2 separate regions of the Homo sapiens genome follow, and region 2 is linked to region 1. A link is a loop called in an ENCODE intact Hi-C map of the cell type or tissue named here. Cell type or tissue: Caco-2. All regions are shown on one strand. Each heading gives the region's core, and the rest is flanking DNA. Links, peaks and the distances in the headings are about the cores only. Region 1 overlaps ACSS3 (acyl-CoA synthetase short chain family member 3). Region 2 overlaps ACSS3 (acyl-CoA synthetase short chain family member 3).

Evidence for each region. A loop is a pair of places that touch in the nucleus more often than their neighbours do. Peaks named below come from ENCODE experiments on the same cell type or tissue, not always from the same donor. Only the 100,000 strongest peaks of a DNase experiment are listed, where the experiment ranks them.
Region 2: it touches region 1 in a loop (16-fold over the local background); 6 of 110 quality-filtered maps call a loop at or near these places.

Annotation. Positions count from the first base shown.
Region 1 is chr12:81,251,878-81,268,133 of GRCh38, reverse strand. It overlaps ACSS3 (acyl-CoA synthetase short chain family member 3), which reads right to left. Exons shown (of 16, transcript NM_024560.4): 14 at 14,728-14,827; 15 at 14,464-14,639; 16 at 6,924-13,277. The coding sequence ends at 13,212. It overlaps PPFIA2 (PPFI scaffold protein A2), which reads left to right. Exons shown (of 33, transcript NM_003625.5): 29 at 47-222; 30 at 1,114-1,182; 31 at 4,744-4,903; 32 at 6,094-6,185; 33 at 8,474-10,159. The coding sequence ends at 6,152. Among named protein-coding and RNA genes, the nearest start is that of PPFIA2-AS1, 19 kb to the left of the region's middle. In Caco-2, for the core only: a CTCF peak has its summit at 9,986 (motif pointing right); no DNase peak of the experiment used is centred there.
Region 2 is chr12:81,138,789-81,155,044 of GRCh38, reverse strand. ACSS3 (acyl-CoA synthetase short chain family member 3) reads right to left here. Exons shown (of 16, transcript NM_024560.4): 4 at 15,780-15,914; 5 at 11,798-11,938; 6 at 3,121-3,201; 7 at 2,949-3,044. Among named protein-coding and RNA genes, the nearest start is that of MIR4699, 11 kb to the left of the region's middle. In Caco-2, for the core only: no CTCF peak of the experiment used is centred there; DNase peaks (open chromatin) are centred at 7,544 and 11,864.

The DNA.
Region 1 (16,256 bases), core at 5,414-13,413:
AGAAAGAAAAATAATGCATCCTAAAATGATGCATCTCTTTTCCTAGACGTGTTGGTGTGGAGCAATGACCGAGTTATTCGCTGGATACAAGCAATTGGACTTCGAGAATATGCAAATAATATACTTGAGAGCGGTGTGCATGGCTCACTTATAGCCCTGGATGAAAACTTTGACTACAGCAGCTTAGCTTTATTATTACAGATTCCAACACAGAACACCCAGGCAAGTCACTTTCTGCTGTAGTCTCAATGTGTTCTGGTTTATATAATGATAAACTAAACTTTTAGAAAAAAATTGGCTGTGTATTCATGATTGTTAATGAAAGTTAACTCAATGTTTGAAATATGTCACTGGGGTTTTAATTTCAGGCTAGTGGATTTCTAGCCAAAAAAAAAAAAAAAAAAATCATACAATTAAACAAGAAAGGGATTTCGAAGTTATGTGGCCCAGTCTCCCACCTGAATGCCAGATTCCACTAAATGAAATCCCTGACAGATGGCCATCAGTCTCTGCCTCTCTGAGAGGCAGTCATTTCTATTTACATGTATGAATTATACAGACTCTTAGCATTGGATATGTCAGTGATTCCCAAAACTGGATAATAATTTGAATCAGTATAGTTCCTTATGAATAAAAAATAAAACCTCCAACCCACATCATAGTCCTAAGACATCAGTTGTCAAGAGATAGGGCATAGGAATCTTTATTATCAAAACTTTCCTCAAATGATAATCATTGGCCAGGTTTGAGAACTACCTACATAGATTCAATAAAAATTTGGCAGTCTCGTTTCACTTTTTATTTTGTTTTTACATATTTCAGAGATTAAACAAAATACTCAATTGAAATATAGTAACGAAGTGAGGCCAAAGCCTCTTGACCTCAGATGTTTATGCAAGACTGTCTCTCTACTGTTCACAGAAAAAAAAAAAAAAGCCCTGTTTTTTTTGTAGTTAAAATTTACAATGGCTAATAACAGACATGGAGGGCTAAAAACTTCAAAACCCATAAATAAAGTATGGTTTATAATACATTATCAGATAAATATAAGCTACTTGATTTTTAAAATAAAATGTGATTTCGGTGATGGTAACTGTAATTTGACGTCAACAGGCAAGGCAGATTCTTGAAAGAGAATACAATAACCTCTTGGCCCTGGGAACTGAAAGGCGACTGGATGAAGTAAGTCCACCTGTTATTCAAAAGAGATCTGAGAGAGTAAAAGAAAAATGATAGAACATCTTTGTTTTTAAGGAATAGTGCTTGGAAATTAATCAAATGACTGTTCTATGGTTAGAATCAATAATTTTCTCCAGGTTTGTTGTTAAATATTCAATCTTATTACTTAATTTTGGAAAGAGCTATATTAATTCATAAATATTATCATTTCAGCAGGTAGAGATACTAAACAGTAATTTACAAAACATTTTTATGAGTCGTGACTGCAAAACGTTGGGCAACATTATTTTAAAAAATTAGAAAAAAGTTAAAACACTAATGTTGATAAATTCAGCTTTTTAATAAAGAGTGCGTGTATTTCTTAAATATCAGTATATCTTGCCAGGAAATTTTAGAAAATTAAAATGAGGATAAAACTTGCTTCAATAAATGGAAAGCTTTTTATTATTTTATATATTGATACTGAGTTTTCCTTCAAAACAGATTAATAACATTTTAACAGTCATAGAATTTGAAAGCTATATTGAATATAAGAATCGCTATATAATATGTGCATATTAAGTTATTTGGAAAATAATAAACATGTAAGTAGCCTCCCGAGATGAATGAATACAAGGGATATCAGCAAATGCTGTGGACTGTAGACATTTTAATAGTCTTTCTGAGTTTTTCTACAGGGTCTTTCTGGAAGAAGTGGGAAGGAAACCTGAGCATGAAATAGAAAATAAAGAGATGCATAATTCTGTGTTGCAAAGTACAGGTGTTCCTTACTACAAAGACAAGCTGATTAAAATTATTTTGTGAAGACCTCAGCAAATTCAAATATGGACCAATCATTCTATATTCAAATAGGCAGGACAGATAATCTTGGTATTATAAAATCCACTCTGTCCTTTATGGTGGGGATTATAGAGAGATAAGTTCTACAGTCTTGAACTCAGCTAACTTCTGATAAATTCATGCTCTTATTCAATCAGCATAATGATTAATATTTTTAAAAGCCTCGTCTTATAAGTTGCATGACAGTCTTTTAAATCCTTACTAGAAATTATTGATTCAAAAAGGTAGTCTTATAAACTCATACATCTTAAAATACAATTATTCTTACTTATAAGTTGCAAAAATTTCTAATAAAAAATTATTGAAGAGTTGTCATATTGCTACATTCTCTTAGGAGCTGTCCAGGTGTGGGGTAGCTTCTTAATAGTAATGAACTAGAAGAAAAGTCTATTGAGCCAATTAAACGAGATGCGACTCGTTGTCTTTAAACTATGCTGCTGCTTTTTCTTATTTTTAAAAGCACAAAATAGAATTTTGTCATTTAAACCCTCTAGTCTCTTTTGTTCAATTTTATTTTATTTTTTAGTGTGAGCAAAAATAGCCAACTTACTTAGAACAGTAGTGGACTTATTTCTGCGGTTTTGCTGATCACATTCAGATTCCACTGAAATAATCTGAGAGGTGTCAACAAGCTTATACAGACTTTGACCCCAATTAAAAGAATTAACCCTATCTCATGAAAAGTTTTCCCCATGATGTTGTTGTTTATAGTTCTATCAACTTTCTGCAGTAACAATATGTTGAAAGAACAGAAGTCAGGAATCATAATTCAAACGCTTAACTCTAAAAACTGGCAATTTTTTTTTTTTTTTTTTTTTTTTTTGACAGAGTTTCGCTCTTGTTGCCCAGGCTGGAGTGCAATGGTGTGATCTCGGCTCACCACAACCTCCGTCTCCTGGGTTCCAGCGATTCTCCCACCTGAGCCTCCCAAGTAGCTGGGATTACAGGCATGTGCCACCACACCCATCTAATTTTGTATTTTTTAGTAGAGACAGGGTTTCTCCATGTTGGTCAGGCTGGTCTGGAACTCCTGACCTCAGGTGATCCGCCCACCTCAGCCTCCCAAAATGCTGGGATTACAGGCGTGAGCCACCACGCCCAGCCAAAACTGGCTTATTTTTAAGCCCCTAGCTACGACACTGTAAGGAGTTGTGTAGCTCTACAGTGTAACATAGTGTTTTATAAAACTGAAGACTATTTATGCTTAATGCAAAAACTTCTCCAAGAATCAAGAAGTCGTAGAGGCTGCAACTGTGAAATTCTGTTTCTTTTCTACATTTACACACATTTGGAGATCTAGGGCAATGAAAAACACAGCAGTTGGGAAGAGTAGCGGACATCTCTTAATGTGCAAAATGGCTACCACACTGAAACAAAATGTAGATTTTAATGATGATAAGGATTGAAACAGTGGATATATGTTATTATATAAAAATGATTTTATTTTTCCCTGATTGACTTTAAATGTCCCTTAATTAATATAGCAGTCTACAAAGCCTACCTTATAGAATTATTCACTATAACATAGCACAAATTACTATGTTGAGTGAATATAGACTTATTATTCCAAATGCCAGAATGAAATCAAATGAGATATTAGGATACACAACATATACTTGGCTATACCTATCTATGGCATAGATAGTCCTTCCCTAGATAAGAAACAGTGAGATGAGAAGACAAGACCTATGTGGAATGATTCATATTTTCCTTGGAATTAGACACAGAATATTCATTGACTGCTGAATTATATATTGCTACTTGCCAATTTGGAGGAAAATAATTATGTCTGTAAAAGTACTTTATGTACACAAAGAGAAGGAAGAGATTATTTTATTAAGGCATAACAAAATCAGCAACCAGAATTAAAATGTAATTGCTATGCTACATTCTAAAATGTGGATTCACCCTAGGATCTGTCCAAGTAGAGACACTAGCCTATGTGGGGTATGATGTTGCTTCCTGATAGTAATGAACTAGAGAAAAAGTCTACTGGGCCAATTAAATGGGATGTGACTCTCTGCCTCTGTGTATATTAAAATACACATTATTAAAATGTAACCAGGGTAATATTATGCTTTCGGTGGTACCCAAAGACCACATGTACTTATTGAAAGGATGGTGTCCAGGCTACACAGATTTTTCAACAAATTGCAAGTTAATTCTGTGTCACCTAAAACTTCACAAATCACATATTTAGAGTTTCTTGTACAGATATTATAATAGGCTACAGTGTCTCATATTAGCCATGCCATCTCAAATATAGATTTCCCCAAAATAAATACCTACATTGTATTTGTGTACATAGAAGTCATTTCATTCAAGTGTGTGAGTTAAATGTAGTCTACTCAACAACTGATTCAATTAAGTATATCATCTCTTTCCATAAAACCCGTCGGCATAAAGTGGAACAATGTATATACAATATTTATTTTGGAAAACATTGGTTGCTTATTTTAGGCTTTCAAGGATATTTACTGTATAGATGTCAGACCTTAAATTTGAAATTGTATGAAAAGTTTTATTTAAAAATTTATATATCAAATCTCCTATAGTCTTGTTTTGGAATCATAGAACTAACTATCTTGATAAAGCGTGATTCCATACGTATACTTGACAGACTAAATGTAAATAATCTATGTTACATGTTTCTAAGCACAGAGCTTTAAGCACATGGACTAGTTTACTTGTTTTCATAACATCACCTTATAACTGTACTGGCAGAGTGATGACAAGAACTTCAGACGTGGATCAACCTGGAGAAGGCAGTTTCCTCCTCGTGAAGTACATGGAATCAGCATGATGCCTGGGTCCTCAGAAACATTACCAGCTGGATTTAGGTTAACCACAACCTCTGGGCAGTCAAGAAAAATGACAACAGATGGTACAGTAGTTTTGCATTGCTGCTTATCAAGCAAAAAGCTTGTTTAGCCAAAGCTAGTATAATTCTCTGACCTTGCTTTTTGGAATTATTTTCTTGAGTTGGTTTGCTCTGCTTGAAATTTACTTTGCTCTCATCACAAACCAGACTCCTTTTTACACTGCTATTGCATGAACTCATGGCACTTTATTCACATTTTCAAAATAATTTATAACATCCCAAAAAGAACAATTTGGTTAATGTCCACCTCTAGGAGGAACAATAAACATCGGCAGGATTTGTGTTTCTTTAGTCTTCTATTCCCAAAATTAACAATTTGTTTAAGTTAGAGGTTGGACTTGGACTAAAGATCCATAGTAAATGGAAATTAACTCCACTGTCTCCCTACATGTTTAAATACTGCGAGTTTTATATGTCATCTTAGAAATTCACTCATCAAATATTTTTCCCTCTAGCCAAAGCAGAAGCCCTTAAATAAACAAGCCATGAACATGAGAAGAGAATTAAAGAAACACAAAACACAGTAATTTCCCAATTACTATTTCCTTCTGTGGACATTAGACTTAAGCTATCTAATTTACAAAAGAAAAGTCATTCCAGAGGAGAGACAACTTTGAAATAGTAGTCACAAAATTATTTCTGTTTGGGAGGCATTAAAGAAAAATAGTCCCATGCTATTTGTTAAGATAATCACCTAGCATCATTATTTCTTGTCAAGGTCACAGTTATTATAACTCAAATTTAGTTCCAACATAAACTGTGATCTTGATCTACATTTCTTACAACTTGTTAATACGGTGGAACATGTCAGCGAAATTCATGAGGAATTTAACATCATTACAATTAGTGTAGAAGTTCTTCAATACTTGGAAAGGAAAAAAAATCCACTATAATGAGTTCTCTAAGAGCAATCTCCATATCAAAATCAGAAGCACCCTCGGGAGCTGCTCTTGTTACCGATTTTATCTAAGGAAGAATACATAACAACTCAAAAGCTCAGGTCATTTACATTGGGATAAATTTTCATTAGGAACTTGATCTAGAGAAGAGGAATGTGAGTGGCTTATATCTGAGAGAAAGAAGGTCTACTAATATGTTCGGAATCCCTGTATGCAGGGAAAATAAATCTTTCTCATCTGAAATCTTGTACTCAATCATCCAAGTCCCTCTAAAGCCCTTTTCTCCATTTGCAGTTGCTTCATCAAGACTGCAGAGGTTAGACAACTCCACTGTTCGCACATACTCATGTTGACCAGCCACTCAAAGGAGGCAGCACTGACCTGCTGTGAGTAGTTTCCCTTTGGCTGACAAAAAAAAAAAGACAAAAAAATGGAACCTACATAGACTAATAAATATACACTATACTCTTTGGTATGCCCTAGCAGTACAGAAATGAGATAACCCTTTTGAATTGCTTCAGGGGAAAAAGAAATCTTCATATTGTAACACTTAGTCTAGCATTTCCTATCACCATCTGTCTCCTGTGGTTTAAGGTCTGCCTGTTGGAGGCCTATCACTGTATTATTACACATCAATGGGTTGCCACTACACTGTTTTCTACTTTTTAGTACCATTTCCTGTTGAGTAACTTAGCATTTTATTGATAATAATTCAGCACTTTAAAAAATCCTATCTTTTTAAGTGTATATTTTATATAAGGAAGCCAAGGTAGCGGATAGGGATTTAAGCAAGTTCACCGAGTCAAATAGCAACAGACAGGAAAATGATTTAGAGATGGTTTCATATTAAAAAATAGAAACTTGCCGAGGCAGGTGGATCACTTCAGGTCAGGAGTTAGAGACCAGCCTGGCCAACATGGTGAAACCTCATCTCTACTAAAAACACAAAAAGTAGCCAGGCATGGTGTTGCACTCCCATAATCCCATCTACTTGGGAGGCTGAGGCAAGAGAGTCACTTGAACCTGGGAGGCAGAAGTTGCAGTGAGCGATGGTGCCACTGCACTCAAGCTTGGGTGACAGAGCATGACTCCGTCTTAAAATAAATCAATAAATAAATAGTAGAAACTGTGAAAAATTCAAACCTTTATTACATTGTTTCTTATCAATCTGATTTACACTTGCTAAAAACAAATATAAATTTTAAGTATTTAAGACATATAGGAACAAAATAAAATTACTTTAAGAATGGAGAATAGGACCAGCACAAAACCTTCCTATGTAACCATAAATACCAAGCATTTGATTTTAAGGAAATACCAATTAATGAAAGCTACTTTAAAATCCATATAAAAATGAGGTTTTATTGAAAAACAGTCTTAATAGTAAAACTGTGGTTTCTTAGATTTATAAATGTCAAATGTTCATAATTTTTTTTCAACCTAAAACTATGCTTTACCAAAATATTTAACCACTTTCGATGAATCAATATTTTAGAAAAATACTTTTTAAGAGCGATATTTAGAACAAAATGTGTGCACAGGGTTAAGAGAAAACAGTTATAGACAGAGGAACAACTCACCTTGTGCTGTTTTCATTGCCTTGAACTAAAAGTGCCACACAATTTATTGTTGGTCTTTTGGGCTTAGGATGGGAGCAGATATGCTGCCTTATTTGGATCACTATTTGAAGCTGATAAAATGAAAAGCATCCCGATAAGAGATTTAATTTCAGAATGTACAACCCTTACATTAAAATTTTAATTATGGTATATAATTTGGCACCTAATTAGACATGATTTAAAGTATATAATAATTTGGCTAAATAAGAGGTCTCCCAAAATACTGTTTATATTAGATTCTACACATAGCATTATAATTTCTTCAGGAAATGAACACTTCACTAATTTACAAATGACTATTTAATATGTTCAATAGTGCTTGCTTCTTAGCTCTTAAGTGATGGGTAGAGTTACTCTATTTGCAATCTGTTTTTTGTGCATGACATTCTAGTTCATATTTCCTAGTTTTTACCATTAATTGGGATAACAGTATTCATTTACAATAATTCAATCTAGGACAACCATTTTTTGTTTGGGTGAAACAACAACACTTTTGATATTAAAATAATCCAGAGCATACTACTTGCTGTTTCTTTTGTGTCAGTAATAGCAATTGTGAGCTTTTTCTAAGTACATTATGGCTGAAAACAATCAGCAATGCCATACTACTGACACAAACGTTTACAATAGGTGACTTATTATCGTTATGTTTTTGTAACAAATAAAGGTATTTTTTAAGAACTCTAAAATATATGAACTAGAATATAAATCTACATTATGAAATAGGTCAATTCAACCCAATTTATTAATTAGCAAGTTGTAAATTTTTCAGAAGGCATGCTAACATTTTGCATAACTACCTTTGTTTACATTACTGCCATACTTTCCACAAAGTTGAGCAAATTCTATTATTTGTTAAGCTCCCCTGCACCAAATTGGAGAAAAGCAAATGTTAATTACATACGGCTGTTGGCTACATCCTAGATGATTTCCTTCTCATGATCTTCTAGGACAGGAGTAAGCAGGCTGCGTGGAGGTACACCACAGAGGAGTAGAATGAGATTTCCCAGTCTGGGACTTTTCAGTGAACTAATGCTATCCATTGTATATTTTAGATGGCGTCTTTTCAGTCTACTCTACCTAAAGTGCACTACCATCTAAGAAGACGAGCAGTGAAAACCTTTGTGAAAACTGAATTCTAAGGAAATAATGACGTCATGACTTATTAAAAGCTGAAAAATGTGATTTTTGGGGGGAGTCAGATATTACATTTGATTAGTTTACTACAAATTGTAATAAAATGCTTAAGTCATTTGAATAATAAACATCATCTACATCATAAACTCTGTACAACAGATGCTTTTATGAAATGAAGCCAGTTGTTTTTCATGTTTTATTGTAATATACTAGGCATTTATGTATTACCGTGCATTTCTTTTTAAATGTGTAAGTCTTATGTAAATGGATATAAATATGATTTTTTAAAAAATAAAATATATGGTTCATGGAGTCTCGAGTGCAAACATTTGACAATTCCAAGTACTGTTTGTATTTTACCATTCCACCATTTTTACAGTTTTTGGATTGTTAATAGTCAAATCAATATGTTTCCTTGAAGCATGTTTCATGCTTCAACGTGTTTCTCCTTCAAGTCTGTCAATACTTAAAGCTGAACAACCTGCCTCTGATCATGTAAAAAAGAATGATTTAACCTGGAACCGGAGCCAAAAATAGAGCTTTAAAGGCAATCAGGGATGTCCTATATCTTTAGAAATAGCACTGTGATGGCTTGATCTCCTTTTCAATACAAAACAAAGCCAAGCTGTTTACAAGGGTCAAAAGCAATTATTTAAAAATTTATATTAAAAAACCATAATCTTCTCTTGTTACCTGTGGACCAAGAAAAAAAAAAAGATAAAAAAACTTCTTTACTAAGAACCACATGTTCATTCAAATATCTTGAAATGCCAGCCAGTACTGGACAGTGAATGTCAACCACCGCAGAGTCTGAGGCTCATTTCCACTAGAGAAAACGAAACCCAAGATACCTTTCCCTTTTGTCAATGTAACAGGGCATTAGCCAGACTCATGTCTAATGTTATAAGCTTTTAGCCGAGATGGCCTTGTTGCGACTTCCCTGAAGTCAGTTTTATCAGAGGAAATAAATGAAAGACAGAATGATTAACATATATAGTGTATAAAAGTATAGAAGAGTAATCTCTTCCCTGTGGCTTTATTTGGTGGTGTTACTGTTGTTTATTCTTTGTTTATATGGGAGATTCAAAGTAAAGCCTATTTAATAATACCATTTATCTAACTGCTGATTTTCTGCTGCTTGATCTTATTAAGCGCAAGACCTGTCATTAGTAATTTCTTTTCTGTATTTTAATTTGCTATGTTTGCACGTACATTACATTTGTTTTGATGTCTATTTTTATTTAACAGATTCAGTCAAAAGGTAATGATAACAGAAACCCTTTCCATTGTCAATAAAAAAAATAATAATTCCAGTTCTCTGTTTAAGCTTTGTTTTCTAGTCACATAAGGCTCGACAATTTACTTAAACTATCAGGAAATGTGTTCTTTGGGTGACCCAAATATTTAGCTTCAAAATTGAGTCTGCCACAAGAGGGAGATCTAAACTTGCTTATGGGAGTGATCTTAAAATTTTTTTCTAAAAATGTGGCCTGAGTAGGAACAATGAGAAGTAGCTTTCTAAGCTCATCTAAACATGGGCATCTTGATTCATAGAAATGAAATAGAATATAGGAACTACGACATTATAATGCCATAACTAGATTTGTATCTACTATTATATAACACTCAATCACTAAAATCAATTTCTTTCTTTTAAAGATCAAGTTAGAAAGATTAATCATCTATAATAGACACTAACATATAGTGATGCAAAAGATCCAGGTATTTCCCTCAAAAAAGAAGCATAAAATATGTTTTAATTTATAAGAAAGATAACTTCTACTAGATTCTAAAATCCATTTAATGGATTAAGCTCAGAGTCTCAACACGTTACTTTTGATCATCAACATTATAAATTTTCACATTTTTAATGTTCAGGACCTTTCAAATACAATTTTATATAAACAAAACTGGTTTTTAAATGTAGGATAGGTCTCATTTAAATATGTTTAATATATTTTCACAAGCAAAGTAATTCAATGAATTGGAAAATACTATAACTTCTGAAAGCACTTTATATTTTCATTTTCCAATAACTTAACAGTAAGAAATCCTATGAAAATACCAAACGAAGACCTCACAGAATTTATTCTAGCAAGTTTAAGTATGTCTGCATTTTTTAGTAATATTATATTGTTGTTTTTAAAGATACATTTAATTCAGAATCTTTAAAGTACTATCTAGCAAAAGTGATTTATGGTTAGTAGTAAAATAGAATTTTTTCCTCCCAAATTTTAAGCAGTCTGATGATTCAGGTATATCTTTCTTGCCCTATTTTTTCATCACATAAAAGTAACAACATTCTTTGATCTTGCAATTCCCCAGTGAGACACAGGAAATAGCCACTTCCCCAGTCTCCAGCACTGTTTTCCATTCCCATCCTAGTGGAAAATAACCCAAGTCTGCTTGCTGAGATGTCGCTTCAGATTTGATTACCAGAAAAAATGTGCAAGAGGACCAAAGATGCAACCTTTACCTAATTATTGGATCTGCCTGAGCTTAAACCTTGCAAATGAACAATGATACACATTCAGGTAAATAATTTGCCATTTCAAATTAACTGACTCTTATTTGAAAAAAAATAAGGAAACACATTCTACTCCTAAGACATTAAAATGAGTTATTAATGAAGACCACAGTTGTGACAATGGATAAAACGTACCAATGAAAGAGGCAACTCAAGGATCCCAACAGCTTCAAATGAGAGAGTGTCTATGTAGCTGGTTTAATTCAGTCTACTAACATAATTAAAAGGAAAAAGTAGATGAATATATTTTTCCAGGTGTAACAATCAAGAAGGCAATTTAAGTAAATAGGAATTTACTTTGAGAAGCCATTTATTTTGCAGTCTTCAGTCCAAAAAAAGTCAACATTTTCAGAATTTTTTTATATAAGTTGTAGGTCATTTTTATAACAATAAACTTTCTATTATCTATTTATCTCTCACATACATTTCATGTATCCTGAGTATTATGTTACAACAATCTGCTCTTGATAGTAATGTTCCTGATAGATTAAAAGATTGAGAAATACTTGAAGAACGATCAAAGATACAATGAGCATGGTATACTTTTGGGTTAAAATGTATTCTTTGATAACTGATGTCATATAGATCCCTAAGTAAATCAAATATTTAATTTCCTACATCTGTCTACCTTAGTTAACTGGCCCATTCCTATAAGCTTAACAAAAACTCACTTTACAATTATTTAAAAAAAACATTTAAGAGATTTTTAGAAGTTAAATGGAAAGATACTTTTGGACATTACAATATTTTTAATGAGTTATTATTTTAAAATTAGAGATTTCACATAAAAACCAGGATTCTTTGTTTTCTCTTTAAAAAAACAGAGGCTCTTGCAACAGGAGACCTGCCTCCTTTTTGGGCCATATTCTGCTGGGTCCGCTGCTCCTTGAGGTATAGCAGGTGATCTGCAGTCTTCACCATTTTCTACTGTCCTTTGTCCCTCAAACCTAGTGGCTTAAGTTCACTTCAAAATCACCTAGACATTACACTACCTGCCTAGAAACCTTCTTGTCTTTAACCTAATGTGAAAACCTTGATGTTTCTCTCTTAAGAGTTTTCCTTGCCACCCTACCCCATTTGTACATCGATTCCTTGTTTCCACAGGAATCTGGAATCATTTGGATAAACATAGTCAACTAAGAACCTGAGACATGAAGAGGGGCTCCCAGGAGCCCTCATCTCCATGAAGAGATTGGACTAAATGATCTCTTTGTTCTCCGCCAGGCATGTGGTTTTTTTGTTGTTTTTGTTGTTTTGAGATGGAGTCTTACTCTGTCACCCAGGCTGGAGTACAGTGGGGGAACTTGGCTCACTGCAACCTCTGCCTCTTGTATTCAAGTGATTCTCCTTGCCTCAGCCTCCCGCCACCACGCCTGGCTTATTTTTGTATTTTCAGTAGCTACAGGGTTTCACCATGTTGGCCAGGCTCGTCTCAAACTGCTGACCTCAAGTGATCCGCCTGCCTCAGCCTCCCAAAGTGCTCGGATTACATGCTGAACCAGGTCAGACATGTGGTTTTCCTTGCCTAAGTAACAAAAGACCTGAAGGTATAGCTATAACCCCGGTGTTCTGCTTTCCCTCAGAAAATGTATAGAAAAGCCCTCCTACCTAGATAATAATTTCATCTGTCTAGATGATTACCTAAACTTCCCATTTCATCTATTTTATTTAAAACAATGTGAGCATCTAAAGAATACTAGAAAATATCTAAAATTTCTACAAGAAAAATTTTAATTATTTTCTGACTTTAAGTTTTAGATTTTGGATCAAAACTACAGATTCTTGGTTTCAGGAAGTGGCTCTATATTAGTGTTGCTTTCAATTAAAGTGTTCTTCTTGGGAGGTACAATTTTAAAAATAATACACTAGATACGTTTTTCCTAAAGCAGTAGATGACATTCAATAAGCCATGTTATAGATAACTAATAACAATGCTAACAGGGTCAAACCAAAAAAAAGGCACAGGTCTTTCACATGTTTTCATTAGATTTGTTTAGGCCAAGTTTTACAATTCACATTTCATTTTGCAAGTAATTTCTACTGAAATATTTATTTCTGAGAAACAACTCAAATAATTTAATTTCAATTAAGAAATTAAATCAACTCAAAATAGGAATAAGACAAACTCATTATGCTTGCTTCAGCATTTCTTCTACGTGGCCAAAAATGCTGGGGTCTTCAATTGTAGAAGTTATCTGGAAAAAAAATTAGGGTCAGGTGAATACTCTTCCTTGAATTTCTTCTACTCTTTCTATAATTAAACAATTATATGCAATGTTGTTTTCCCCATTGTCTTGTAATATTCATATGGAAAGTTTAAAAATAGGGAACTTTGAACCTAATATATTAATACTCATCTGTAGCTTTCCAGAGTAAAAAAATAAACAGTTCAGTTAGCAAAACTATTGGACCTAGATGGTATTTTCTCTAGAGTTGGAGTTCCTCTTAAGAGTCTTCTATATATTTCTGTAGAAAGAATGTTTCTTTTTTGTCACTTGTTCACATAACTACTCCTTACTGTTGCATTGCCTTTTATTATCTTAATGATAAAAATAGGTATATCTTTGCACACATAATGTACACACAAATTAAAACATATGATTGAATCAGCCTAAGATTTCCTAAAATAATTACAAAATTAGCATTTATCAGTTAGAGCATTTTAAACATCTACTGCCGCTAGCCTCAATTATTTTGCTTTCTCATTCACTAATTGCCATTAATTACTATAATAAGGAAAATGTACCTTTTAATTCAATAGGATTAAGTTTCCACAAATTTGTTTGAATTTAACTGACAATTACTAAGAGAAAAAATATTTTGGCAGGCAGCAGTGGCTCAGGCGTGTAATCCCAGCACTTTGGGAGGTTGAGGCAATCAAATCGCTTGAGCCCAGGAATTCAAGACCACCCTGGGCAACATGGTGAGAACACTACCTCTATAAATACAAAAGAAAAAAATTAGCCAGGCACAGTTGCATGCACCTGTAGTCCCAACTACTTATGAGACTGATGTGAGAGGATCTCTTTAGATCAGAACTTTGTGGCTGTAGTGAGCCATGATTGTACCACTGCACTACAGCCTGGGTAATAAAGCAAGACTCTATCTCTAAATTAAAATAAATAAATAAAAATATTTTCACACATTGGTTCTTATCATCAAAGCATATGTTCTTAACTAATCTGAGTTTCTTTCCAAAACCTTCATTCCTACAGAAGGAATGGCTATATAATCTCTCCCTTAACATTAAAAAATAGTACTATTATGTGTTTTCTAGAGATGCAATTCACATTTGAGAACCATTTTTAAGAGCTTTGCTGATGCCAAAGAAATGAAGAAAAATATCTTAGAACCCAGGAATAAATATCTTTGATAATTTACCTTGTATGGCTTGCCATTGACAATGGCAGATAAAGCTGATCGGGGGATCTTGCCAGATCTGGTTTTGGGTAGCTGTTTGACAAACACTGCATTTCGAAAAGCAGCCACAGGGCCAATGTTCTGTCTAACGTGTTTCACAATTTCTTCCAAAACTTGCTCCTCTGTTGCATTTATATCTAGAGAGAAAGTTCAGATGGTAAGCACTGAATTAACCTTAGTTAATTATTCAGGTCCCAAGCAATCAGGGAGAAAAAGATCTCTCACCTTTTCTCAATACACAGAGTGCTAAGGGGACATGACCTTTTAAGGGATCTTCCTTGCCAACAACAGCACAGTCTGCCACGGTACCATGGGAAAGGATTGACTGTAATAAGGAAAGGCATTCATTTAGAATACATTTATTTACCATATATGTATATTCAACATATAGATATAGATACAGATATAGATATACAAACACATATAATTTCAGTTGGGGAAAAAAGTGCATGTAAGACAAGCCAAAAATCCATGGCTGCCTATTGAAAATTCATAAGTAATTTACATCATTACTAGTGAAGTGAATGCTTAGAATCCCCATGGTAGTCACTAAAGGTTGACAGTAATTAAGATAAATTGCTCAGCTAACCTGGAAAGTAAGGAAATGGTTTCTTTGTCTCAGTTTATTAATGAAGTCAGAGAAAATGTGTAGTGGATACTGTATGTAAACAAACCTCTGTAAACAGGCAGCCTCATGGCGATTTGGTCTTAATGCTGGCTGCCATAGGCATACCTTCCAGAGGAATCCGAGGCTGCCCTATGGCTAAATAATAACTTTATTTCTGAGTCTGTTAGTGAACAATGAAATTCCTCTAGTGGCCACCCACCCAGAGATGATTTTCCAGGACTTGCAAGAGGCTGGATATGGAGAGAAGCCCTGACATCAGATAATCCCCACTGTTGAAGAACTATATTCATACTGCTTGCTTTAAGTTCACAAAGCTGGTATCTATCTGAAATCAAAAAAACCCACAGAGTTGAGTAACCACATAAAATACAGACGCTTAGGGTTAATATATATATATATATGGTGACGGGACTTTTAAAAATGCATATTCAAAATTTTTTTTCTGAAAGATTAACATTTATTTTGGTGACCCCAATAATCATTATTTCAGTGACTCTCTAGCTCTAATAGCTAGAGAAAACAGTGAGCAAACTTTTAACCAACAGCACATCTGGCAGTCCTTGTTCTTTCTTCTATTCATTCATTCAATGAATATTTGCTAAATGACTCCTGTGTTGCAAACATTCGCTGGGTTCAGGGGTGATCAAAAATAGCGTATTGCTTCAAGATGCTTTCAGTCTAGTAGTGGAGACAGATATTAATAAATAATTATGAATATCTATTCTAAATGTCTAAATACAAAAGTGATAAGGGCTCTGGGGAATTTTTTTTATATGAAAGATACAGCAAAAGCAACCAATTTTGCAGAAAGATATGGGCCTCAAAAACTTTTTCTTTAGGAAATAACAATGAGTAGATCTGAAGGATGAGTAGATATTTATTAGGCAAGGAGAAGGGGTTGGGGCAAAAACCCTGGGGAAGGACTTCATAGGCACCATTCATACCTCAAAGAGACCAATGTGGCTGGAAAGCAGAGAACAAAAAGAGTGAGAATGGAGGAGATGGAGTTACAGAGGTGGATAGGTATTGTGCTAGGAACTTCCAACTCATTTTAGCATTCCTGGGAAGGTGATAAATCATTTTCAGTAGTTGAGAAGGAGATGCAAGATCAGAGCAGATTTAATAT
Region 2 (16,256 bases), core at 4,291-12,290, 110 kb after region 1:
GCCAGCTCAGTGACAGACATATGCTCGAAAGCAACGGGACCACAAAAAGGGGCACTGCACACAGCCCAAGAACGTGAGAGAAAACTTTCAAGAAATTATAACATCTAAGCAGAGTCTACAAGGAGAGTAGGAGTTAACCAAGAAAGGAAAGACAGGAGGAAAGTCACACCAGAAAAAAGAAACAACATGAACATTAGCCAAAGAGCCTGGAGCTCAAGAGAGAGGAAAGGATCACCTAAAGGAATGGTCTGCAGGGCTGAACTCTAGTAAGAGAAAAAATAAAATCAGATTAAACAAGGCCCTTTGACTTTGTCACTTATGAAGTCACTGGTGACCCCTGCTGCAGCAGCTTCTATGAAATGATGTGAACATAAATCAGACTACGGTGAGATGAGGAATAACTGAAACAATATGAGGTTCAGGAATCTGGGCAGGATATTTTTTCAAGGAATTTAGTGGAGAAGAAAATAAAGATGGCATAGTTGAAGCAGGCAAAGGTCTAAAAGACTTGGTTTTGTGACCAGAGAAAGTCAAAGACATTTATAAGTTGTAGAAAACAAGCCAGAGGGCAGAGAAAAGGTTTTAAATAGTAGCTTACTTCAGTCAATTATTCACACAACAAATATTTATAGAGCATCTACACTCTTCTTGAGCAAATCATTCCAACATAGAAACAAACAACCCTCCATCACAGTGTTAATATCATGTTTCAAATAAACTTGAGAAACAATAAAAGCCCATGGTAAATAGCGCAAAATATGTATGTATCTCAATTCTAAAGCAGCTTAATGCTTATAACCAAAAATATGTTAGCATCTTTGGCTTTGTCATATTTATGTAAGCAATGCCACAATTCAAAATAACTATTCAGTGTAGAGGTTTATTTTGTTTACTTCAAGAGAAATAATTTTTTAAATTAAAAACATTATATTGCAAAGACAATGGTACAAAATGTTTTCTCAAGATTATTTTGTTTTAATTATTACAAATACCTAAATGCACATTCAGTATGCAAGATATAAAAGCACTATACAAAAGCTGCAGAGTAGTATATGAATTCCCAAATGCATATCAAGTCCGCAAGATATAAAAGCATGATACAAAAGTGTAGAGTAGTATATGATGGTTTAATACTTGTGTCAAAGTCTACCTTAATATTTCTTAGCATTCAGAGACAGAAAATCAGCCAGCTAAAAATGAAAGAACACAAATAGCCTTTAAGTGATGATGAGGCCTGGAGTATTCCAGAAAGATTGAGAATGGCCTCTCATGTTTTCAAATTCATTGACTTGCAGAAATTTAAGAGTGCAAATTAACTTGAAATCACTTAATACTATTCTCCACACCCCACATATAAAATTCCCTTTACTTCACAATCCTTGTCTGGTATTGACAGAACACTTATGTGAGAGAGAGCCTTATATTTGAGAAGTTGTCCATTTGTTCTACTGCCAAGCATTTAAGTTTGTCTCTGATTATTCCCAAAATATAACCCTCTGTAACTCCGCATTCAAGACTACATAATTTATATGTAGCAACTTTTTAAACATCAAAATATACTTATAATATCTGCACTTTAAGTGTATTATTTGTCAGACTAGCCATTCCCAATTTCTTCACCTTTTTTTTTTTTTTTTGAGATGGAGTCTCACTCTGTCGCCCAGGCTGGAGTGCAGCTGCATGATCTCAGCTCACTGCAACCTCTACCTCCCAGGTTCAAGTGATTCTCCTGCCTCAGCCTCCTGAGTAGCTGGGATTACAGGCATGCACCACCAGGTCTGGCTATTTTTTGCATTTTTAGTACAGACAGGGCTTCACCATGTTTGGCAGGCTGGTCTCGAACTCCTGACCTCAAGTGATCCACCTGCCTCGGCCTCCCAAAGTGCTGGGATTATAGGCATAAGCCAACATGCCCAGCCCACCTCTTTCTTGTATACATTATTTCCATGCTACTCCCTTTTTTCAGATGCTTTCTAGTAATTTAGTGATTTTTTTTATCATCTCAATTAAACTGAATACAAATTTTCAAATGTGGAAGAGTAAAGTAAGATTACATCATTGCACATGGTAAGTATTTTTTAAAAACAGTCCTACCAACAGCTTATGTTTAAGTTATGGATGTTATAATACCCAGAGATTTGGCTACATAAACTACAACTAACCCAAGTTTTCCCTATTTCATTTCTGTATTTTTTAATTTAAATATAGAACTGTAAATATTTATGTATTTTTCCATCTTGTTAAATTTGTCCCAAAAGTCCAAGGCCATTTTGAATGATAATTTAGCAAACTACCATATTAGTTATCCCTCCAAGACTTTGATCTTCTACAGATCTGATAGGTATGTTTTCTAAGTCTTTATACAAGACATTGATAAAGTTAAATGGAATAGGCATATGAAGTAAATTTCCTATATGCAAAGAAATCTTATTCCTAGGTGACACTGATATATTCATCGAATTTTTAAACAGTTATTTATTCAGGTATAAATCTGGTCAGTCTATATTCCTATGTCTTATACACAGAGCTTTATTAGAAACCAAGGAAAGTATTTATTTAAAATTGAGACAACATGACTTTGGAAATCCATTAATCCTATGAAAATAAAAAAGGTGAATCTACATTGCTTGTTTTATGATAACTATTTTCTAGGACTCTAAAATCAGTATCAGTTTGCCAATAATTTCTAGAAATGTTAGGGATAGATATAAAGCTTGTTTTTGTATGTTCTTCAGAATTTAATTCTGACTGTTCAACAAAATTTAAATAACAGGCTAATATTTCCTACATATCCTTTTCCCTTTCAAAATTATATTTTTAACTGGAAGAAGATATAATAATGTCCCCTGTCCCCACCCCAATTTTTCTGATCCTACTCAGGACTGCTTCATGAAAAGTTTTAATAAAATAAATATCATTTATATGTGGTATTAACTTTACTTTATTACCTCATATAAAACTGTTGTGTTCCCATGAAGAAGAGGTCCATAGCAGATATAGGAATGTCCAACAACCCAGCCTAAGTCAGAAGCTGCCCACCACACCTAAAAAATAAGATAATAAAATGAATATATTTTATTCAGAGAATGTCATGTAATGTAAATTTAAAACCACGATTACCTCTCCGGGTTGAAGTCCGTATATGGAAGACATTGACCAGTGTAGCATGACAGCGTATCCCCCAGTGGGCCTAATCACACCCTAAGGAGAGAAAAAGTGAAATTAAAATCAATAAACAATGTGTAAAAACACTCTCTATCTTCATAGCATCCACTTTAAAAGTTCCTGGTCAAAAGTATTTTATATATTAGCTACAAGTTACTTTGGCTTTTATAAAATTATCTTTGAATCATTATTTCTTTGGGTCCTTCAATAGTCAACACAAAATAATTTGTCCTCATTAGTGCCATTTTTAGAATCCATTCTCACATAACATTATTAGTCTTCTAAAGAAAACATGATTTCACAAAATTACATGCAATACAAACTTTTCTAATGGCACCACACATTATCAACACTACATTTTCAGACATATTTCCAGAACAAAATTTAATGCGAAGAAAGGTAAAATGTAGTTATACACCTCAAATGCAGACTAACATAAGGACCTCTATTTCTTAAGATGATTAAATAATAATAGCTGCTTGGAGGAAACAAAGTCATATTCTAACTGGAATCTCATTACAACGCTTCACTGAGGATCATGCAAGCACACTTTAAAGCTGAGCAATTCTTTAGTTATGAACTCTAGAACTCTTAGGGCTGAATTCCAGTGAGTTGAATCTAAGGTTAAAAAATTTGTCTTATATTGCATTTTGGGCAAAAGTAGGGATCATTATATCATTGTAGTAAAGTTTTCACAAATCAGTTTCAAATAGCTCTCCCCAACACTGGGACCATATTCAACCTAAATGAAAGATTAATATTTGAACACTGGGTATAAATGTCACCATAAATAAGAACTAATGGAAAATTTAATAATTAAGTTCATTTATTGTTTTAAAAAACATTAATCATCATTGGCCCAATAAGACATAACTGAGTGAATACTCAGAATGAGTAGGTGAACACCTGCTAAGAGATAGAAGGTATATTCCATTCACATGTATTTTGAAGCATCTTTTAGTACAACAATTATAACTGCTCTTATGCAAAAAAAATTGTTTTTTATGAAAGGGCAAACATGGATCTAATCAATAACTGTGCTATTAGTTATGCTTTTTAGCATAGCTCTGCACCTTAACACACATACACAAATCAGGAAAATGAAACAGAAATTGACTTTCCGTTAGTTACTAACATTGCTGCTCTCCTCAGGTGCCACTAATAAAACATAGGCATCATGCTGTGGAACATTATTTTATTCACCTGTAACAACACCTGGTCTCTTAGCAAATATCAGATGCAGTGTTGTTGGTATTTGAGAGCTATTTTCTAGATTGTATGACATGGTTAGCATGCAGCTGGCCCTGTTGATCTCCATGGGAACATTAGAAATTCTAAGCCCCCTGCCAGTAGGCTTTACACGTGCACCTTCCCATGTAAACGAAACAGTTATTTTTCCACTGTATCCTATCCTATCGTCCATGCACTTTGCTAGTTTGTTCTATTGAGAAGATCTTTTCCTATGGCTCAACAGATTGATGAATCTGATATTAATCAATTTGCAAACACTTTATAAAAACTATTCATTTTACAGACTAGAAAAAGTAGCTTTTGTAGACAATATGCTGTCCATGTGTTATGACAGATGGTGATACTTAATATCAGTAATAATTTCAATTAAACATGTTTTAAAATTTTCTCTCCATCCTACATGTCCCTGCATTTAGAACCCATTTTTATCAGTAACTCTAAACATTATTAAAACTAGGTAAATGTTTAGACCATATGGTACAGAGGGTAAGATGCATTGACTAGAAATGATGACCAGAAATAAAAGGTAAGGGAAGACATAACTGAGTAGTAATTCAATTGTAAAACCTGAAACATAAATGTAAAGGATAAGTTGACAAATTTCTATTTACCTCTCAGATGAGTACTTCTTCAAACGACATTTACCAATGTCACTTTGTCTGTAAATTAGTGAATACTTAAACCCATCTGACCAAAAAAAAGAGACTTAAAAATGAGAACATGCGTGAAAAAGCATTAAAAGTTGTAAAGACTAAAATTTAAAATTTCATTAACAATATTATTTCCTTGGTTCTAGCAATTATTGCTTTTTATTTTACCCTGTGCTCCTATCAGTCAAAAGGCATAAATGTCAAAATAATTAGAGGTTGCCGTCAAAGATTCTCATTTAAAACAATTAAAATGAAGCTGAAGGAGTGAGAAGAGCCGTAATTTCTGTTTTTCGTTAGTCTTTGATACCCACTTACTTTTATTTTTTAAAGAATGAGTATAAAAATTTTAATCAAGCATCTTTTTACCATTTATTAATCTAGACTCTAGATCTGCAATTTGGTCTTGCCTCTCAAATGCTCAGATAATACAGTTTCAAATTTCTGAGTATTTGATATGGTGCAGAAAAAAGAAATGCATGGTTTCATATTCTCCAGGTTCACGTTTTGTAAGAGGTTTGAAAGTATAAAAAACACGAAGGTTACATTTCAAGAGAATTTCTTTAGCATAAATATTAATTTGTAACAAAAATAAGATGATAAAGCATTTTTGTTTCCTGTTTATAATCACATTTTCCAGGTAATGATAATTAAAATGCAAAAGAGAAACACCATTCAGCCTCTGAAAACACATAAATTATGCTCCAGAAAACAAACCATTATACTATAACTAAGCAAATTTAGTTGTAAACTAAAAATAGCACTTTTACAGTATATCTGAATATGAAGTAAAAATACTCAATACCAGTGCTTACCCCTAAAACACAAACCTTCTTCATTTTAGTCTTTCGAATCTCTATTATTTATTATTACCTTCTATATGCACTTTCTTTTTTTTCCTTTGAGATGGAGTCTTGCTCTGTCACCCAGGCTGGAGTGCAGTGGCACGATCTTGCTCACTACAACCTCCGCCTCCCAGGTTCAAGCGATTCTCCTGCCTCAGCCTCTCGAGTAGCTGGGACTACAGGACTACAGAGGCATGCCACCAGGCTCAGCTAATTTTTTTTTTTTTTTTTTTTTTTTTAGTAGAGGCAGGGTTTCACCGTGCTAGCCAGGATGGTCTCGATCTCCAGACCTCGTGATCTGCCCGCCTCGGCCTTCCAAAGTGCTGGGATTACAGGCATGATGCACTGCGCCTGGCCTCTCTATGTACTTATACTCTACCTACCTTAAAAGTAAAGTCACTAGATGATCTCATATATTCTCATAAAAACCCTGTAACCTGCCAATATGCTGTTCCGATCTTTTGGTAGGATCAGTCATAATTCTTAAAGATGTCTGCGGAACTTGAAAAATATCCAGATGGGACTAGCACTCTGTGCCCTGAATAAAGACATGAAAGTGAATCCTATCTCAGACATAGCAATGGAAGCAATATGAAGGTGCTCTCTTTTGGGAGTGGGGGACAAATACAATGTTTATGGTGTTTAAAAAATCCAATCAGTGCAAGTAAAAGTAAAGGGTGAATGTTAGTTACTCAGAAATAGGACCACAAAGTTATCACAGATAGTTCTTTATAATTTCCAGCTTACTGAGCTACTTTTGAAGACAAGTAAACTCACAGATTGTCATAAATGGGGCTATTAAAGTAAAACAGAAAACATGTTGGTGTAAATGTTGTGTGCAGTTTTGGCTGCCACAACTTGAAAAAGAAAAATGCAATTGTAACAATAGGTGTTGTAGAAGAGGAGGGAAGCCTGAAGTGTGTGGTAAGATTAAGAATTTGGGATTCTTCATTGTAAAAATATAAGTTTTTTTTTTTAATGGTCTTTAAATATCTGACAGGCAAATCCCAAAATACTGAGAGTAGAAAAGCTTAGAGTACATGACAAAACTTCCTATTTCCTACATTAAGTCCCTCTATCATTTATTTTGTAATAAAGAATCATACAAGGCAAATATATATATATATTTACATATGTAAAATGTCTATTCACATACACACATGTAAACATATGCATGTATCCATGCATGTGTACATATTTATATGCTTATGTATATGTATGTATACATATATATATACATGTGTGCGTTTGTGTGTGTGTGTGTGTGTGTATCAATTCAGCCTGACAAGAAACAATAAAGGGGGAAAATAAATTTTATTTGAAGGAAAGAAAAGAAACCCATCACCAGATGATGGCAGGCGTCAGAGAAAAAAAATGAATGGTTCTGATTGTTTAAAAGATCTAACACGTCAGCACTAAACCTTGTTTTGACAGTGGTTTGACAGATGGCATCCCCTTTTTCTAGAGTAAGCCTCCACCCCTTTTCTAAACCTGATGAACTCCAATGTCTTCACCAGGAGTACTTCAAGACATTGCAAAAATACCACCTCTTCTGGGAAGTTTCACCCCATCCTGTTATTTGTGTCAAATGTCTTTCAGGTCCTCTTTCACAGCCCTCAGGGCCTGCAAACCTCATCAGAGGACTGATATCCCCACCTAGTGCTGTGCCTTCTCCACCACTTTGAGCACAGTGAGGACAACATCTTTGTATCTTCAGCACAGTGTCTGGGATAGAATAGGCATTTAATACATTTGTTGACTGTCTAAATGAGTGAACAGTTTAGTGTATAAACCCGTGTGAACAATGCAATTATTTCAACAAACACTCTTTGTTCAGGAGAAACCCTTGACACTTGTAGAACTTAGTGAATCTTGAATCTTCTTAGAAGGCATAAAAAGTTTCTATTCGGGATATTTCATCAAACATGAAATATCTTGATACAGGTTTTCAGATGATTCTGAAGCTATGTCCATGGAGGATATTTTGGCAGTTGTATAATTTTTTTGTCGATCTGAACAACTGTGAGCTAAGGGGCAAGGGTGCAACCAGTTCAGCACTTTAACTGCAAGAGCGTACCACAGATCAAACAAAAAAGTTCACTGCTGTTTTTTATTTGACTTTCACTCTTTTTTTTTTCTGGGGCAGGAAGTAAGTGCCCATCAGGACAAAAGGCCTTATCTACCACTTTCTTGTCATGCTTTCTTTTCAATCTTTTCCTTTTGATTTCTTTCCCCCTGTTCTCTTTTGACACTGAACATTTTTCCTTTTTATATTATCATGATCCCTTTATGATATCAAACTGAACAAGATAAATATTATAATCACTAAATCTCCCATACCTAAAAGGACATCTGATCCAGATGAGGGATTCTTTTATCATGTAGTGCTTTGAACTATCTCAAATATAGGCACCCAGACCAAACAGAATAGAAGCCCACAACAAAACAGAAATGTATGCAAAGAAGCTCACATGTGGTTGCTGGAATATTTACAGCAGCTAACAGATTAACCTGTCATACAGCAACTTGACAACTCCAGGGTTGGCAAATGCTGATATGCAAATATGCTTTAAATGTATCTACAAATTCTAACCAAAGAACAGACTGCCTTATGTGTGTTTTATATTTGAGAAACAAGCATTTTTAGGCAGAAGAGTTTTATGAGCTCACAACATTATTTTTCCTCATGAAGATCAAGGATTGAGGAAACAAACCATATGATGACATCATATTTATATCTAAATGCTCCATTAATGCATGTGTGTTTATTTTTCCTATACTTACATTCTGTGGATCCCATATTAAGATTTTAGGTACTATTAATCCTGATTATACCTATGAAAAATGAAACGAGAATTGTATGAATAAGGAGGTGTCCAAGAAGCTGGCTTACTAGAGAAGTAAGAGATCATTCAACAAATATTCTGCTCTACCTGGGTCAAATTTTAATGTTAGTGCTACAGTGGATCCAAAAAGGATAATGTATATTCTAAGACCTCAGAGAACATTCATTGTTATAAAAGTAAATAAATAAAAACTAATATGTATAAGACAGGTTAAAATAAGTGCCATAAAAACTAATATCTATAAGATAGGTTAAAATAAGTGCCATGAAGGTCTGTTGGTAATGTAAAATTTAAAGCAATTTCAACCCTAAAGTCCACTGGAAGGAAGAGGGACCTAAAGAGATAACTACCTTCTTTTGCCATTCTGTATGTGTTAACTTTGCAAAGCCCACTCACGCACACAATTTAATCACCAGTCCTGTACCCCAGTGACCTACAAGGGTCTATCTCCAACCCCATATGTGTAACTCTTGGGCTCAGACTCTCATCACCAACTCTTGACTGGGCATCTTCATGTTAAATGTCCTGAAGACACATCATGATGAGTATGTCAAAGACTTTTAGTTTCCCTAGCCTCCAACCATCCTTCTGATTCTATTTCAGTGAATATTCAAAAGCACCCTCATATGTTCTCAAAGTCTTAGACTCCTAACTTTGAACCAAATCTGATTCCTCCCTGTTAAGCATGCTGTCCTATGTAAAGTCCCAAACTAATTAAACAGCCTGAAAACTAATTTCTTTGTCTCCATTGTGTGTAGTCACCTATCTTCCCAACTAAAGGATCACCTTCTATCTTGCATCACCTATGTTCATACCTAGTTCAATCTCACTAGACTAGAAGGACTGTACTTTACTCATAGTTGTATCTGTTGAGCACTCAATACAAATACATTATATTGAGTCAAATTCACTGTGATGCAGAAATCTCCACACAATTCAAGCCCTCTCAAATTTATTGAAATAGATTGTCTCAGGATGGTACATTAGGAGGAAAATGAGGATGATAGAAATATCAAAGGATCTTCCATTTAGGCATTGAAAGGAATCCAGAAAAGAACCTCTCAGAGAAAACCTGGGCCGGGCGCAGTGGCTCATGCCTGTAATCCCAGCACTTTGGGAGGCCGAGGCGGGTGGATCACGAGGTCAGGAGATTAGGACCATCCTGGCTAACACAGTGAAACCCCATCTCTACTAAAAATACAAAAAAAAAAAAAAAAAAAAAATTAGCCAGGCGTGGTGGCGGGCGCCTGTAGTCCCAGCTACTCGGGGGGCTAAGGCACGAGAATGGCGTGAACCCGGGAGGTGGAGCTTGCAGTGAGCCGAGATCGCGCCACTGCACTCCAGCCTGGGCAACAGAGGGAGACTGTCTCAAAAAAAAAAAAAAAAAGAAAAGAAAAAAAAGAAAACCTGGAATAGCTAGGGTCCATCCTTATTTGGAACCACTTTTCAATATAATGCTCTGTGTATTGCTTTTATTTGATTTCTACTACACTGGCAAGTCAGCTTTTAATTTCTGAAAACCTTTTCTTCTGCCCCTCCCATAAGATCCCATTCCAGGTCACAGTGAATTTCAGTGACTTAAAGTCTTGAGGTAGCACAAATGTTTTTATAAGATTTCTTCAGGCTTTTAAGAAACTAAATTTTTTAAAAATTAAGTTATACTGTGTTTTCAGGGTCAGGAGTTTTCTCTCAGTTGATACTTTTATATTAGATCATAACTTTGCTGAGTCCCCTCTTATTTTATAGCCAAATGTTCAGTTGGACTCCAGGTGGCTAGTGTGCAAGGCAGAACTGGAAAAAGTGGAGGTTGAGAATTATGTCGAGCAGATTATATGGCATGCTTCAATAAATAAATCTTCCAATCTTCAATATGCAGAAATATTTTTCAAGTCACTAGAGTTGCAACAAAATCATAAGGCTTCAATTCTACAATGAAACAAATATCTTCATGTGCATGCATCTACGTATGAATTCAACAAAAATTTATTGAGCACCAACTACATACAGCACAATGGTAGACCAAAATATACTAAAACATAACCTGTGTCCTCAGAGAGAATATATTACCCTACCAAAAGTGTTCCTTTTCACAAGCAAGGTTTATATGGAACATCTTAAATTTCCTTTTAAAAAGCTAACTAATCAAATAGAACCACTATTCTAAGAAGATTAAGAAATGAAGTTTTCAGAACACTGATGCTATAGCAATCTAACAGTAATAAAGAAGCCACTGTCCTCAAGGAAGAGAATGATTATGAAAGTCCCGTCCCCTACTAAAATTCTACAATTCAATGAATATTAAACCACCTAATAAAGATGAGTAAGGAAAATGATACTGTTATCTTTTATAAGGGTCTATGAAGAAACAGTGTTATTTGGAGATACCAGGCAAAAGTGGTATTTGTTGCTATTTGACGCATCAATGAATATTGATGCTTTCAACTTTGCTTTGTAAAAACACATTTCATGGTAAACAGATTTAAAAATCCTTGAGTGTCTTCCATGCTGTAAATCAAATAGTTCAATACTTTGGATAAATTGCCTCTGTTCAAACTGCCTAGGCCAATTCTCAAAATCACATTCATAATAAATAATTGAATTCCCCTAGATCAAAAAATCAATTCTATACTGCATGAAACTTATACCTCAATCTAAAAGAATAAAAATATTTTATTTAAAATATATTTTTATATAATGTTATTAAACCAACTGATATTCAATTAAACATCTACTAAAGCAATTGTATATTTCTAGCATTTGAGACAATTCTGGAAGAAATGAGAGCAAAATATTTGATGTTAAATAATAAATGTTTTTATATTTAGCACTAAACACAAAATCTCTTTAAGATATGGAGTAACTGTGTCAGGTGAGATCACGCCACTGCACTCCAGACTGGGCACAGGAAAAAAAAATAAAAGCAAATGAAGTAACTCTCTAAACTTCAAAGTAAAGTCTGCAAACATTTCCAGTCAGTGATCAAACATTCTTGGTGCAAAGTAAATCTACTGCTATAGATAGTTATCTCTAAGAGAGTGAGTACCTTAGGTAACCCCGTTGTGCCAGATGTGTAAAGAATATACAGTGGGTGTTCTGAAAGAACAGGAACACAGTCATGTGACTGGGCTTTTGCCATCTCTTCATCCCAATCAAGGTCACGACCGGGAGCCAAAGGAACCGCCTCCTACACAGCAAAAATATAAGAATATGTACTGTAATAAGGAGATTAAATCAAGAGAACAAAAAGTAGCTAAATCTATTTAAGTCTGAGCATCTGACTGAAAATCTAGGCCTATATGGCACTGAACATCAGATTTATGACTAAAAAGTTCAAGTTCATGATTTAACATAAATGTTTATAAAAAGTCCAAAAGTTTTATATTCACTTCAACTAAACTGACAAAAAAGCATGTTTCATTTAAATCTAGAGATATCCTTTAGAAATTCAGTATAATGCAGTAATGTTTCCATCAACACTCATGGCTTAAATAACGTTTCATGTTTTTATAGATGTATGTACACTAATAACTTTATAAACTAATTTTTATTTTTCATAGCCTATTTATTTTATTTTGCATTTATTATCTTTACAATGATGTGTCAACTAAGCTATTAAAATTTCTCTTCATACAATGGCCTTTAGGAGTAATACCACAGCTACCTTTCCAAATAAGAAAACATTAATTCTTCTTCAGGAGTAGGGAAGAATTCTACTATTCCTTTTTGAAGACTAAAATCCAGTTTTGAAATTTAGTCAGAGTCTGTGATATATCTAAAATACAATCCAAGTTTTCCTCCTTCTAGTAAACTTTGTGATAATAGAGTCATGAGTTAAACAGATACTCCTTTAAAGAAATTAAATAGTCTTTTTTAAAAACAGTGACAATGAAATGGCCAGATGGGTGAAAAGCAGGGAAGTGGCTGATGGAAAAGTTACTCTGATGGGGAATTACAGCTATTTAAGTAGAGTTAATGCCCATTAAAAGCCTAGTTTTTTTCTTAGATGTTAGCTGAGCTCAAGATCACACATCAGGAAGTTTATAATTGGCGAACATGTTAGCACAAGCACAAGCAAAGTTATATAACACTCAATGAAAGTTAATGAGATCTACTATCTAGAGATGTATGTAACCATTTCATTAAAGTGATTCCTGAGATAAGCCCAAAGATTGAAAAATTTAGAAAAGACAAGCCACTTCCATTTTCTAAGCTGCTTAATACATTAATCAGGGTTGTAAAAACTGTTCATATATTTAAATAGGTACATTTACCAATTAATACTTCAATATAATATCACAAATATGATGCCTGTATGAATATGATACCTGTATGAATAAACACATTTATAGCTAACACATTTATAGCTGAATCGAAGACCCTGTATCAAGTTGAAGTTTCAGGCCAAACTGCTTTCTCCAGCCCCACTCTGATAGGTACTGGCTCTGCCATTTAGATAAATAAAATAGTTGACTATGACCAAATCATACGTTTCCATTTCTATTTATACAATGGATAAAAGCAACTAATTGCAAATTATCAAACTTTTGACAACACAGAGATCTATAAAAATCATCACACTGCAAAATACAAACATCAAATTGAGGATCACAAAAATAATTACAGGTTGATAATTTTGATAGGACTCTAATGAAATTAGGACTTCAATAAATGGTTATTCTTCAGGCTAAGAAACAGAGGTATGTGCAAAGGAGATCTGAGAAACAGAGGAAAAAAAACACTTTCACATATATGCATTTACTTCTATAGATATGTCTTTCCTAATTCTTATAATTCTTAAAAGGCGGTATTGGGAGAGCATAGGGGTGATTGATGCAATATCCTTTGATTCCATCATTGTTTGCCTGAGGCTTAGGTGTGGCAGCCAAGTTTTTACCTCCTCTTACAAAAATGCAATCCTGGTTAATAAGACACACCACTGAGCCTCATAATTTGTGTCTCTCTAAATTCAAAGCAAAGCCATTCCACTGGGCTTAGTTACTGCCAAAACAGCAGGTCTAATAGAAAGAACAAGAGATTTCTACAGCCCTCATCTATATCACAATAGAGGAAAGGGCCTGCAGAAAAAGAGAGAAGCTGAGAAAGTAAGCTAGTTATTGGAGGGGAGCAGGCAGTTAATCTCTATTAAGAAGAAAAGAGAAGAGACTTGCACATATCCAATGTGTTTATAGTGAAAGAAATAGCATATATCTTGTTGGTTACAAATCATTAAACTGGAGTTTAAATCCTGGTTCTGCCACTTAGTAGCCGTGACTTTGGGCTATGACCTCTCCATTACTCAGTTTCTTTATCTCCAAAATAAGGCTAGAAACAGCATGTATTTCATTTGTTTGTTAGAATTAAATAAGAAAAAATATTTGGAAGTACTTAGCATTGGGCCTAGAACTTAGAACATCATAAGTTCTGAACAAATTACATGTTCAGCACTTATATACTGTAAGTATATGTAATGTAAACAGCACACATATACTCACATATGCATACATTGTGTGTGTGTTCCTGCCATTCCTCTAAACTGTTCTTACCCAAAGCCTTCTATATTACTGATTTTGCATTGCCTGATTTAAACAGCAAAGAAGCTTTTTTAAAAAAAGTGCTTGAGGTCTTCTGAAAGAAACTTAAAATTCTTCTTCAAGATCATAAGAACATTAAAATCATTAAGTGCAGCAGTTCATGAACCACAGACTACTAAAACTTTACACAGGAATTTAATGTGGTAATGGGAATTGCTAGGTGGTAATCAAAATGACATATTTTTAACACTCTGTTCTCATATCTTGTCATTTAAGTATTTTCAAAGAAAACTTGTCAAGAGTTCTATAAATTAATTGCACATGATTCTTTGCAGTCTTGCAATTTCACTTCTGCAAAAAAAAAAATTTAATCTGCTAGAAACCCAAGTTGGTCTTATCATAAATAGCTAGAGATTTGCTTGGGTGAAGAAGTAAGGTGATCATGAGTTCAAAGTTACAGGAAAAGTACGGTAAATTGTATTCATTGATATCTTATACTGTTCTCCCTTCCTTCATAGATCACAGAATAATTTATCTACTTAGAATATTCATGTTTTGTTTTCCTAAGCATAGTTTTATTTCTGGCCTAAATACTCTTCAAAATTTTAAGAAGACAATTGCATGCAAATTAATCACACCACTCCAAGAGTCAGTATAGCTGAGGGATTAAGCATGCAGTCAGAGCGCATGCATTCGCATCTTGACACTGGCACTTTCAAACTGAGAAAGTTACTTTATCTCCATGTTCACTGGAGTCTTCTTTTATTAAAATAGTAATAATATTATCATCTAGTTAATAGAGTTACCAGGAAGATTAAAAAATATGGCCGGGCGCGGTGGCTCACACCTGTAATCCCAGCACTTTGGGGGGCCCAGGCAGGCGGATCACGAGGTCAGGAGATCGAGACCATCCTGGCTAACACGGTGAAACCCCGTCTCTACTAAAAATACAAAAAATTAGCCGGGTGTGGTGGCAGGCACCTGTAGTCCCAGCTACTCCAGAGGCTGAGGCAGGAGAATGGCATGAACCCAGGGGGCGGAGCTTGCAATGAGCGGACATCGGCCACTGCACTCCAGCCTGGGCGACAGAGTGAGACTCTGTCTCAAAAAAAAATAACAATAATTATTATTATTATTATTTTATATATATATATTCATTAGTAGAATGTCTTAAAAATCATATGGTAAGCAGTCACTTCGTGTTTGTTATTATTATTGCTAATATAATCTGAGCTAATAAAAAACACAACAATAGCAATATACATAGAATCCAATTCATTAATCTCACACATCTTTCTGTGTTTCACTCTTTTGGTTTTAAGCTAGATTTTCATGAAGTCAGTAAGTCTTATTCATATATTTTTTAGAAATAACAATAACATTCAGCAGTATACTTAATAGCTTATAAATCAAATGTCTCTTTTAAATGGTAAAAACTAAACTCATTCTTAGCATATTACCATAAGCAAGAACCAAATTCAATATTCAGATTACCATATTTGGACGATTATAAATGAGAATTTTGTCTGGTTTGTGTTGTCCTATTTTTAGCGCTTCTTCTACAAGTGGTACGTACTCTACCCTCCTTCCAGGTTCAATGCCAAATGATGCTGTAACAACCACCTTGGGCTACAATTAAAAAATAATAATGGAGAGAAAGCTTTAACAATGTTAATTAGGTAATCACAATATTTTAGTTGCAGACTGGCAATTCAACATTTGTAAAGAAATGTCTGAATGTTTCTGTTTTCTATTGAATGGTCTGAAAACCAGTAAACCCTTTGTAATTGTTAGAGACTTGATCACTTCTACACAAATCTCACTTACCTGTTCAAAACTGCATGCTCAATGATGTTTTTGACTCATATGTATGAAATGTATAAATCCCTTTCAAATAATCCATTAAGCCAGGTGGATTTGCCATAAACTAGTACAATGCAAATCTTGAGGCCCCTTACTTGCAAAGGCCCC